Linked DNA regions of Homo sapiens: region 2 is linked to region 1. A link is a contact called in ENCODE Hi-C or POLR2A ChIA-PET data. All regions are on one chromosome and are shown on one strand. The core of a region is the stretch at or near the end of the contact, and the rest is flanking DNA. Distances in the headings are between cores, read along the strand shown.

What was found. Hi-C counts contacts between places; a loop is a spot of excess contacts on that map. ChIA-PET counts read pairs that join two places held with the same protein, here RNA polymerase II (POLR2A). Pooled maps may share reads with other maps.
Region 2: a loop to region 1 is called in a pooled map, with 4 times the contacts of the local background. The contact joins the enhancer-like site here to the promoter of PSMB2 in region 1. A Hi-C loop is called at or near these places in 6 of 50 pooled maps. POLR2A ChIA-PET finds 5 or more read pairs at or near these places in 2 of 52 experiments (activated CD4-positive, alpha-beta T cell and naive thymus-derived CD8-positive, alpha-beta T cell).

The regions. Positions count from the first base shown.
Region 1 is chr1:35,638,761-35,644,226 of GRCh38, reverse strand. PSMB2 (proteasome 20S subunit beta 2) reads left to right here and starts at 2,701. Exons shown (of 6, transcript NM_002794.5): 1 at 2,701-2,885. The coding sequence starts at 2,795. RefSeq lists enhancers at 1,796-2,760, 2,513-2,972, 2,761-3,726.
Region 2 is chr1:35,503,977-35,509,181 of GRCh38, reverse strand. KIAA0319L (KIAA0319 like) reads left to right here. Exons shown (of 21, transcript NM_024874.5): 3 at 2,047-2,570. Among named protein-coding and RNA genes, the nearest start is that of KIAA0319L, 51 kb to the left of the region's middle. RefSeq lists an enhancer at 1,917-1,966. Within about 2 kb of position 2,546, at least 11 of the 41 ENCODE cell types and tissues checked have a DNase peak (open chromatin) inside an H3K27ac peak, as active enhancers do.

The DNA of each region.
Region 1 (5,466 bases), core at 1,452-3,951:
TAGTATGAAGACTCAGTTGTGGATGTCAGAAACCCAATCAAGAAATATTTCACCTTTTTTTCAGAATTGCTTCAAGATATAAAGGGATGGCTGTTTTTTTTTCTATTAGAAAAAATACAAATAGTACATGAGCACTGTAAAACATTCAAACAATACCCATGTGTATAAAATAAAAAGTGAAAGTTCTCCCTTCAAATTACACTCACCAGGGTAATAAATGCAAATAATTTGACACTAGAATACCTGTAAACAGGTATTTACAGGTATTCCATTCATATTCAAATATTCATAGTTAAACAAAATGGCATCAGGCTACATATAAAAAAGCATTTTTACTTTCACTTAATGTATCTTGGGCCATGGAATATATAGGTATATTTAGATTCATCTCATTCTTTTTATGGGTGCACAATATTCCACTATGACTGTACTACATTTTTTTTTTTTTTGAGACAGAGTTTTGCCCTTGTTGCCCAGGCTGGAGTGCAGTGGCACGATCTCAGCTCACTGTAACCTCTGTCTCCCAGGTTCAAGCGATTCTCCTGCCTCAACCTCTTGAAGTGGCTGGGATTACAGGCGCCTGCCACCTCGCCCGGCTAATTTTTTGTATTTAGTAGAGACCGGGTTTCACCATGTTGGTCAGGCTGGTCTCGAACTCCTCACCTCACGTGATCCACCTACCTTGGCCTTCCAAAGTGATGGGATTACAGGCATGAGCCACCACACCCGGCCCAACAATGTCTCCACTTTTAGACACGTAAGTTGGTCCTCTTTTGTGTTGTAGTGCTGCAACACTAAATATCTCTCTCTCTTTTTTTTTTTTTTTTGAGAGAGAGTCTTGCTCTGTTGCCCAGGCTGGAGTGTAATGGTGTGATCTTGGCTCACTGCAACCTCTGCCTCCCGGGTTCAAGCGATTCTCTTGCCTTGGCCTCCCCAGTAGCTGGGATTACAGGTGCCGCACCACCACGCCCAGCTAATTTTGGTATTTTTAGTAGAGACGGGGTTTCATCATGTTGGCCAGGCTGGTCTCGAACTCCTGAACTCGTGATCCGCTCGTCTTGGCCTCCCAAAGTGCTAGGATTACTGGCGTGAGCCACTGCCCCTGGCAACACTGAGTATCTCGGTACACAAATATTTGGACTGTGTGTCCAAACATTTCTTTTGGACATATTCAAAAGGTTATGCATATTTAACAGATATTAAAATTGTTCTCTATAAAAAGGTTGTACAACTTAGAACCTTACCCCCAATTTATACTTTCTCATTGTTTCTTATTTCCCATTTTCCTAATTACCATCAAGGTTGAGGATCTTTTCATGTTTATTGGCCATTCGTGTTGCTTCTTTTGTGAATTGTTTTTCTTAGTCTTTGGTCTTTTTTTATTTTTTATTTTTTTTTTTGAGATGGAGTCTCTCTGTTGCACAGGCTGGAGTGGAGGGGCGCTATCTCGGCTCACTGCAATCTCCGCCTCCTAGGTTCAAGCAATTCTCCTGCTTCAGCCTCCGGAGTAGTACAGGCGCCTGCCACCACGCCCAACTAATTTTTTGTATTTTTAGTAGGGACGGGGTTTCACCATATTGGCCAGGCTGTTCTCGAACTCCCGACCTCTTGATCCGCCCCCGTGCCCTGCCGGGTCTTTTAAAAATGGTATTGTCTCACCCGGCTCCCCTCCCATTGGTTTGTAGGAATATCTTTTAAGTTATAGATATTAACTTTTTCCTTTCTTCTGTCTATAAGGTCCAAAATAGTAACTATTTCTACAATTGAAACATTCCCAATTTACATTTACTGTTGAGCATGATAATGACTTTCACCACATAGAGACGTGTAATTTTAGGTAGTCAAATCTGTCAAGTCTTTTCTCATATTGCTTCTGGGTTCCCTGTCAAGCTTAGAAACACATCTCTTCCAAAAATTACAGAAATATTTTTCTACTTTTTCTTCCATGTTTGTATCTCTCTCCCTCTCTTTTTTTTTTTTTTTTTTTTTTTTTTTTTTTTTTTTTTTTTTTTGAGACGGAGTTTCGCTTTTGTTGCCCAGGCTGGAGTGCTCACCGCAACCTCCGCCTCCAGGGATCAAGCGATTCTCTGTCTCAGCCTCCAGAGTAGCTGGGATTACAGGCATGCGCCACCACGCCCAGCTAATTTTGTATTTTTAGTAGAGACGGGGTTTCTCCATATTGGTCAGGCTGGTCTCGAACTCCCAAGCTCAGGTGATCCGCCTGCCTTGGCCTCCCAAAGTGCTGGGATTACAGGCGTGAGCCACTGCGCCCGGCCATGCTTATATCTTTAATCCAACCATATACTATTTTTGTGAAGGATGGAAGTAAGGCTCCCCTCAAGTTAATTTTTCTCCAATCTGGCTTGCAGGAAAGGGGTTTCTGGGGAGATTTTACCGAGCAACGTAGGGAAACGGCTGCCTGGCTACCTACCCCTTTTTGACACCCACACGTGCTCGGCACCTTACATACACTGCGTGATTTTATCCTAAAGCCACTTTTAAAATCTTAGTGTGTAAACAGAGAAACTGGGCGTCACATAAGGCAAGTGACCTGCACAGCCTGCTCCGGAGGAGACCCGTACGATCCCAGAGACAAGCACTGAACATAAGGCACCCGGCGCCGCGCCCGCTTTGCAACCTCTCGCGACAGTTGTACGTCATCCGAGAGCGCCGTGGAAGTCGTGCTGCAGGCGTCGCGCCAATCTTCGCTCTGAGGTGCTGTCTCACCGGTGAGACCTGGAAGCGGGCGAGTCTCGTGCTGTGTCGGACCTGCAGCCCCTGGCCTTCCGCCACCATGGAGTACCTCATCGGTATCCAAGGCCCCGACTATGTTCTTGTCGCCTCCGACCGGGTGGCCGCCAGCAATATTGTCCAGATGAAGGACGGTGAGAGGAAGCAGGGGAGGCCCGGCCAGGCCTGGGGTGTAGGAGCGGCCAGAAGGAGTTTGTCGGGGGTTGAATAAGTACCAGGGAGGATCTGAGAGATGGAAGCCGGCCTGCCCTGCCCGTACTTATTTTATTTATTTATTTATTTTTTCGAGAGGGGTTTCGCTCTTGTTGTCCAGGCCGGAGTGCAATGGCGCGATCTCGGCTTAGCACAGTCTTTGTCTCCCGGGTTCAAGCGATTCTCGTGCCTCAGCCTCCCGAGTAGCTGGGAACAGATATGCGCCACCACGCCTGGCTAATTTTTGTATTATTAGTAGAGATGTGGATTTCTCCATATTGGTCAGGCTGGTCTCGAACTCCCGACCTCAGGAGATCCGCCCGTCTCGGCCTTCCAAAGTGCTGGGATTACAGGCGAAACAGGCAGACAGGTCTGGGACCTTGGCATTTGCTCCTCCAGGGCTCCTGGGTCAGTGCTCTGCTCTGGCCTTCGCTAAATGCTTCTTGCTTGGTGAGAGTTGCCTAAAGGGAATCAGTTTATAAATGTTTAAGCGCCTGCCCAGAGCCTGGCTCTCTAGATCCCCGAATCTCTGATAAGTTTCCTGGTGTCGCTAGTAATGAGGTTAGTTTGTTGGCGGCATAAGGTGGGATCCTGAGGAGAGTGAGACTGTGGGACTGGCTCTCTAGATCCCCGAATCTCTGATAAGTTTCCTGGTGTCGCTAGTAATGAGGTTAGTTTGTTGGCGGCATAAGGTGGGATCCTGGGGAGAGTGAGACTGTGGGACCAGAAGCTTGGCATTTTCCTTCTTCCCGTGGCTCCCGATTCTTCTTTTCCAGTTTTCCAGAGCAATGGCTGCCAGGTTTTCCTTATATTTAAGTAGTTAATGGAGTTAAGAGATTGGAGCCCTGTCATTTATTTGCCTTATGAGTTTGTATAAGTTATTTTGCAGTGCCCAGATTTCCTCATCTTTAAGATTAGCAATACCAAACTCACAAACTTGTCGGGAGGATTTAGTAAATGAGTTATGTGCAAATCCTTAGCACTAGGCAGGTACTTAATAATACTAAGTGTACGTAGGTGCCCAAACATATTTGTCAAATGACCATTAAGTCATCTGAACCAAAGCTTAATACTTTTTCAACAGTAGCACGTCTTTGATCAGTTAAGGAAAACAAACTTAGATTCTGCAGAAAAACAACCAAAATCTTCTTAAAATTATGTATTGAGTAATTTAGTATAGATAGTATAGTATAGTATAGTATAGTATAGTATAGTATAGTATATTATAGTACTTAGGGGCAAAATGTCTGGACTCACTGCATAGGTTGAACCCAGGTTCTGCCACTTGTGACCTTAAGCAAATTTCTCTAACTCCGTGCCCTAGAGCTAACATCTATAAGGTGGTAATGTAATAGCACCTATCTCAAAAGGTTAATGAATTAATGTAAATCACTTAACATAGCACCTTATACTTTATGAAATTCTATGATTAGTTTGTAGAAGTTTTGTTTGTAAGCCAGTCCTTCCAAAGGAGTGAATTTGTTTTGAGAGTAAATTTGTCCATTATTTTGAATACTAAGGTCTTTGACAAGCAAGTGATTTTAACATTAAGTCATGTCTAGGTAGAACAATAATCATTATCTTTACAGGTCTTTTGTTTCATCCCAAATGTATGTGAAATCACATTGAAAAGTAGAATGTGCTTTAAGCCTACTTATGTACACAGTACTTTTAGTCATTATAGGGGATGCAGTATATTACTTATAACCCATAGAAGAGTCCAAGACATTAAGAAAACAAGGAAATAAATGCTGCAAGATGATTTTATATAATAAAAGAAGTATTACTAGTTAGTAGTAGGTTGGTTTTTAAATTAATGAGTTCAAGAGCAAATCCTAAGAGTAATAAAAGAAAGATAACTATGGTATGGGAGAAAGATGAATTTGAGTTAGTTCTTGAAAAATAATTGGAAATAGTTGCACTCTGCACATTCCAATTTTCCCTATAGTCTTTTCTGGTATAAAACAAATTATAATAGAAATTTTAGTATTGTATGATGACTTTTTTATTTATTTTATTTATTTATTTTTGAGACAGAGTCTCGCTCTGTCACCCAGGCTGGAGTGCAATGGCGCGATCTCGGCTCACTGCAACCTCCACCTCCTGGGTTCAAGCGATTCTCCTGCCTCGGCCTTCCAAGTAGCTGGGATTACAGGCGCCCGTCACCATGCCCAGCTAATTTTTGTATTTTTAGTAGAAACGGGGTTTCACCAGTTTGGCCAGGCTGGTCTCAAACTCCTGACCTCAGGTGATCCACCTGCCTCCGCCTCCCAAAGTGCTGGGATTACAGGCGTGAGCCACCGTGCCCAGCCGTCTGATGACTTTTTTCTAATCATTCATTTCACGATGGAGCTTGTTTAGAGTAGGCAAGAATGCTGAAAAAATAGTAACCTTCTGGGACTCCTTTCTCCAAGTATAAAATGATAATACAACTTCCAATCAATTGTCCAGTATGTCACTTTGTAAAAACATTTTGATACTATAGAGTAGACATTTGCTGAGGATTGCCACCTTATTAAGTGG
Region 2 (5,205 bases), core at 1,297-3,796, 130 kb after region 1:
GTCACCCTGAACTCCGTCTCCTCAATTTAGCAACTGCCCTGTTATGCTTGCCTTCTTCTTGCCTGTGCCACAGTCTGGAGCATGCCTCCAGCAGAAAGCCAAGGGATTCATAGAGCTCACCTGGTTTGTTTCCTTTCAGGGATCATAGTCCTGCACTGCCTGTTGTCCAGTGTCTAAAAACAGTTGCTTTATATATTTTGTCTAGTTTTCTAGTTATTCATGGTGGGAAGGCAAGCCCCATAGCAATTCCTTCTTCAAGAGCAGAAGTGGAAGTTGTATTGCATTTTTAAAAATTAAATAATATATCAGCTTAGAAAAAAGCACAGATAATTTTCATCTGTGTTGACCTCTTAAGTATGAGAAAATAGTTATGAGAAGAATGAAGGAAAATTGATATAAAGGTAAAAATAGTAGTTACTGATAAAACAATTTGATTTCAACAAAGTCTGTTCACTCAGTTAGCTGTTACCGAGATTCTTACTATTGGTGCCTGTGTGGAAGGATAAATAAAAATGAGGGGGTATTTCTGTATCTGTTGGTAGCTTGATTTTTTTTTCGTAGTTGGTATTCTTCATCTTTTTTTTTAAGGGAGTTCTATTTTCTGTGGCCTTCTAAATTGCCTCGTCTGGTGTTAGGTTGGTGCCAGTGCTGGCTTCCATAGTGCTCCTGACTCAATACTCTAGAAGCTTGCCTTTACCTTCCTTTTATCTTTGATTAGTTTCCACATTTAGTCCGTTGGACATTTAGTAAGTATTCCGTGGGAGTCAGATTGGCTTTGGCTGATTGTCAGTTGCTTTCGTTAGAGGTCTTTTCAGTTGTGTGTACATGCAGACATGATTATCCATATCTTCAGTGTTTTGATTCTATTGCATATTTTTTCTATGTAATTCTAACATATATTTTATGTTATAAGCCCAGGGCCAGGACTAGGGTAAGGAGAGAGGTGCCCAGAACACAGAATTTAAAGAGACACTCACTATGAAGGTCCTGTGAGCCAACCCTTTGCTGGAATGACTCTGAAAGTGAGCACCTCCTTAAATTTTGTGCCTGAGGCACCTCTCTTGCCTCACCCTAGTTCTGTTTCTATATAACCCTGACAATAGCTGGTAATAGACACCTATAGAGCCAGTACCTTAAAATGAACTCACATAATCACTTCCATTTAGAACAAGTTTTGACTTCATCTAAGAAAACAGAGGTGAGATACTATTTCAGAAAAATCAATGCCATACCTGAAATAATTAAAACAGTCCAAAGTTTATCCATCAGCAACATTAGCCAGAATTTTGGATCATATTATTTAGGTTACCCATAGCATGTCACTGTTGTACTTAGGTTCCATTATTTCTTATCATGACATGACTTGTCATTAGGAAGTTCTTTCTAGCAGAATTGCTCTCGTGGTTAAAATTTTTGGTAATCTTGACTACCACTCTGGCTGATACTATGATATGCAAAACCATTTGACTTTGGCAAATGATTGGTTAAAGAATGAATGTGCCTATTAACTGCATGAGGTTCAGAGTACTCAGTCTGTGTTGCTGCCAGTTTGCTGGGGAAACTGTTCTTCTGGTCCCACAGTTCTCACATTGCTACCTGTTCTTCTGGTCCCACAGTTCTCACATTGTCCCTGAGAAATACCTTGGAGGTGAGTGGGAGGTCATCAGGTATTGGGACTCTGCCCTCTTCCTCCCAACTTGCCACTTCCCTGCATATGCTTCCACCAGAATACCTCTTTTTTTGTTTTTGTTTTTGTTTTTGTTTTCCTGTTTATGAAGTGACATTCTGTGTAAAAGGTCTCCATGGCAGGAACTCATTGAGAAGGAGAACAATTAATGAATGTGGAGCAGTATTTCTAGAACCTAAAATATCCGAAGACAAAAAACACTCTCTTTCACTTCCTTTGTTCCACTCACTAGATGGCTTTCTCACCCTCTTAAAAACTCGTCTTCAAAATAACCTCAAATGTTGGTTCTCAGGGCTCTTTATGGAGCAGTAGTCTCTGTTTTTATTTCATCTGAAAATGTTTTCATTCTTTGTTTTTAGATGCCAGTGAGAGCAGGTGCCAGCAGGGGAAGACACAATTTGGAGTTGGCCTGAGATCTGGGGGAGAAAATCACCTCTGGCTTCTTGAAGGAACCCCCTCTCTCCAGTCATGTTGGGCTGCCTGCTGCCAGGACTCTGCCTGCCATGTCTTTTGGTGGCTAGAAGGGATGTGCATTCAGGCAGACTGCAGCAGGCCCCAGAGCTGCCGGGCTTTTAGGACACACTCCTCCAATTCCATGCTGGTGTTTTTAAAAAAATTCCAAACTGCAGATGATTTGGGCTTTCTACCTGAAGATGATGTACCACATCTTCTGGGGCTAGGTTGGAACTGGGCATCTTGGAGGCAGAGCCCACCCAGAGCTGCACTCAGACCTGCTGTATCTTCCAGTGACCAGCAGAGCTTAATCAGGAAGCTTCAGAAGAGAGGTAGTCCCAGTGACGTAGTTACACCTATAGTGACACAGCATTCTAAAGTGAATGACTCCAACGAATTAGGTGGTCTGACTACCAGTGGCTCTGCAGAGGTAAGCATGCTATGAATAAGGAGCAGAGAAATGGTTAAATCTGCTCTTACATTTGGTATATATGAGCAATGAAGCTGATGCTTGCGGGCAGTGCTCATAGGCTGAGGAGTGTATATATAAAGCTGCTTGGTGTCAGCTTCTTTGGTGCTGCCCAGATGTACAAAGGGTAATTTGACCCTAGAGATGTTCATGCTATGTAGGTCTGACCATTGTTTTGGTAAATGCAGAAAGCTGCTCATTATCTAGTCTAAGCTGGTTCTTGGCTACAGGTAAGTACAGTTGTATGGCTGTTAGTATTCACCAACCATTCTGCAGTATTTTCTGCCAAATTGCAAAACAGTTGATTGATGTGGTTACAGTCAAGTTCTCCTCCATCTCTCGCCTGTAAACACATTCTTTATGAGGTAGTTTCTATTCCAGTCAGAATTAACCATGCTTGGTACTACAGATTAAGATCTGACCTGCTGGGCTGTGGAGCAGGATGTGGCCATTAGCCAAGAGGTCTCTGGAGTGAATTCTCACCAAGCTGTATATGCCAAGGGAGATACCACCAGTAGAGTTTATTCTGCTTATTATGTTTCTTCATTGTTGATCTCCTTGGGGAAATGATTAAAAGGAATGACTCACTCTCTGCTCAGTCTTCCTTGATTGCTGTGACTTATTTTTGTATTTGTTTTGTCCTAGTTGTCTCTATCAAGTTGAAGCCAGAGTGGGCTATGACATGCCAAGCGCTCTGTGTACTAATTGTTGCACTGTATCATTTTGTTTAATTTTCATAGCAATATTTCCAAGTAGGCATTATTAGCCCTGTTTACCTGGTGAGAAAACTGAGGCCCAGAGAGGTTAAACAGTTTGCCAGTGATCATGCAGCATAGCTAGAATTGGAACCCAGATTTAATATTAAGAAAAAAACTTTTTAGTGCAGTATTAGAGAACAATCCTAGATTTAATATGCCCATAAACATTTATGGCTACCTACTGTCAATGTCAGGCACTTTTCTAAGCCTTAGAGATACAAAGGTGAATAAGAATGGTTCATTCCCTCAGGGAGTTTATAATCTAGTGGAGACTGATACATGAAGATAGGTATTTACAGTGGTGTATAATTATTGCATTAACATACTTATGTACACAATGCAGTAAGAACACAAGAAGTGATTCACTTCAGCAGGCAAGTGGTGTGTATGTGCAGGTAAGACTTCTCCGAGATGTTTAACATTTCTTGAAGGATGTGTAGGATTGTACTGGGGTGGGGTTAATGGTGGTAAAAAAACATTCTGGACAGAGCCACAGTGTATGTAAAGGCTCGGTCATAGTCATTGTGTATTTACTTGCGAGGTACTATACTAAGCTGGATACTGGGAATATTACAATAAATAAGATGAATATCATTTCTGCCTTAACAAGGCTTATACTCTGGCAAGGAATATTACATTTCTAATAATTAAATTATTATAATAATTATAAGCTTGATGTGGGTAATGAGAGGGTAAATACAGAGTGCCGTGAAAGCATCCAACAGGCACCTAATACAAACTAAGGTGTCAGGTTAGGCCACTTTAAAGAAAGAAAGTTTAAGCTGATATTTGAAGTAGGAATTCGGAAAAGAAACAGGGAAAAAGAGTATTTCAGGCAGAGGAAATAACAATTTCAAAGTGTGTTAGGTGCCCTAGAATATGGCGAGCTCAAGAAATTGGGAGAGACTGGTGTTGCTGGGCAAACGGAGAAAGAGAGCTGGTGGTGAAAGAGAAGTCTTGAGAGGTATGCAGAACCTTGAGGCCTTATTAAAATACTGGTTTTTATCTGAAGATCAGTGGGAAACCATTAGGGAGTTTTAAGTAGGGAATGACATAATCAGATAGTGGCTATGTGGTGAGTAGACTGGAAAGGGCGAGAATATACAGTTGACCCTTGAACAGTGTAGGGGTTAGGAATGTCAACCCTTTGTGCAGTTGGAAATTTGCATAAACTTCAGAATCCCCCAGAATGTAGCTACTAAAAGCCTGCTGTTGACTGGAAGCCTTACCAATAAGATAAACAGTCGATTAACACATATTATGTATGTCATATGCATTATATACTGTATTCTTAAACTAGATAAAATGTTAAGAAAATTGGCTGGGTGTGATGGCTTATGCCTGTAATCCCAGCACTTTGGGAGGCCAAGGCGGGCGGATCACAAGGTCAGGAGATCGAGACCATTCTGGATAACACGGTGAAACCTTGTCTCTACTAAAAATACAAAAAGTTAGCCGGGCGTGGTGGCAGGCGCCTGTAGTCCCAGCTACTCGGGAGGCTGAGGGAGGAGAATGTCGTGAACCTGGGAGGTGGAGCTTGCAGTGAGCGAAGATTGCGCCACTGCACTCCAGCCTGGGCAACAGAGTAAGACTCTGTCTCAAAAAAAAAAAGGGAAGAAAATCATAAGGGGCTGGGCACGGCAGCTTATGCCTGTAATGTCAGCACTGGGGTAGGCTGAGGCAGGTGTATCAATTGAGGTCAGGAGTTCAAGACCAGCCTGGCCAACATGGTGAAACCCCGCCTCTACTAAAAATACAAAAATTAGCGAGGTGAGGTGGTGCACACCTGTAATCCCAGCTACTTGGGAGGCTGAGGCATGAGAATCGCTTGAACCCAG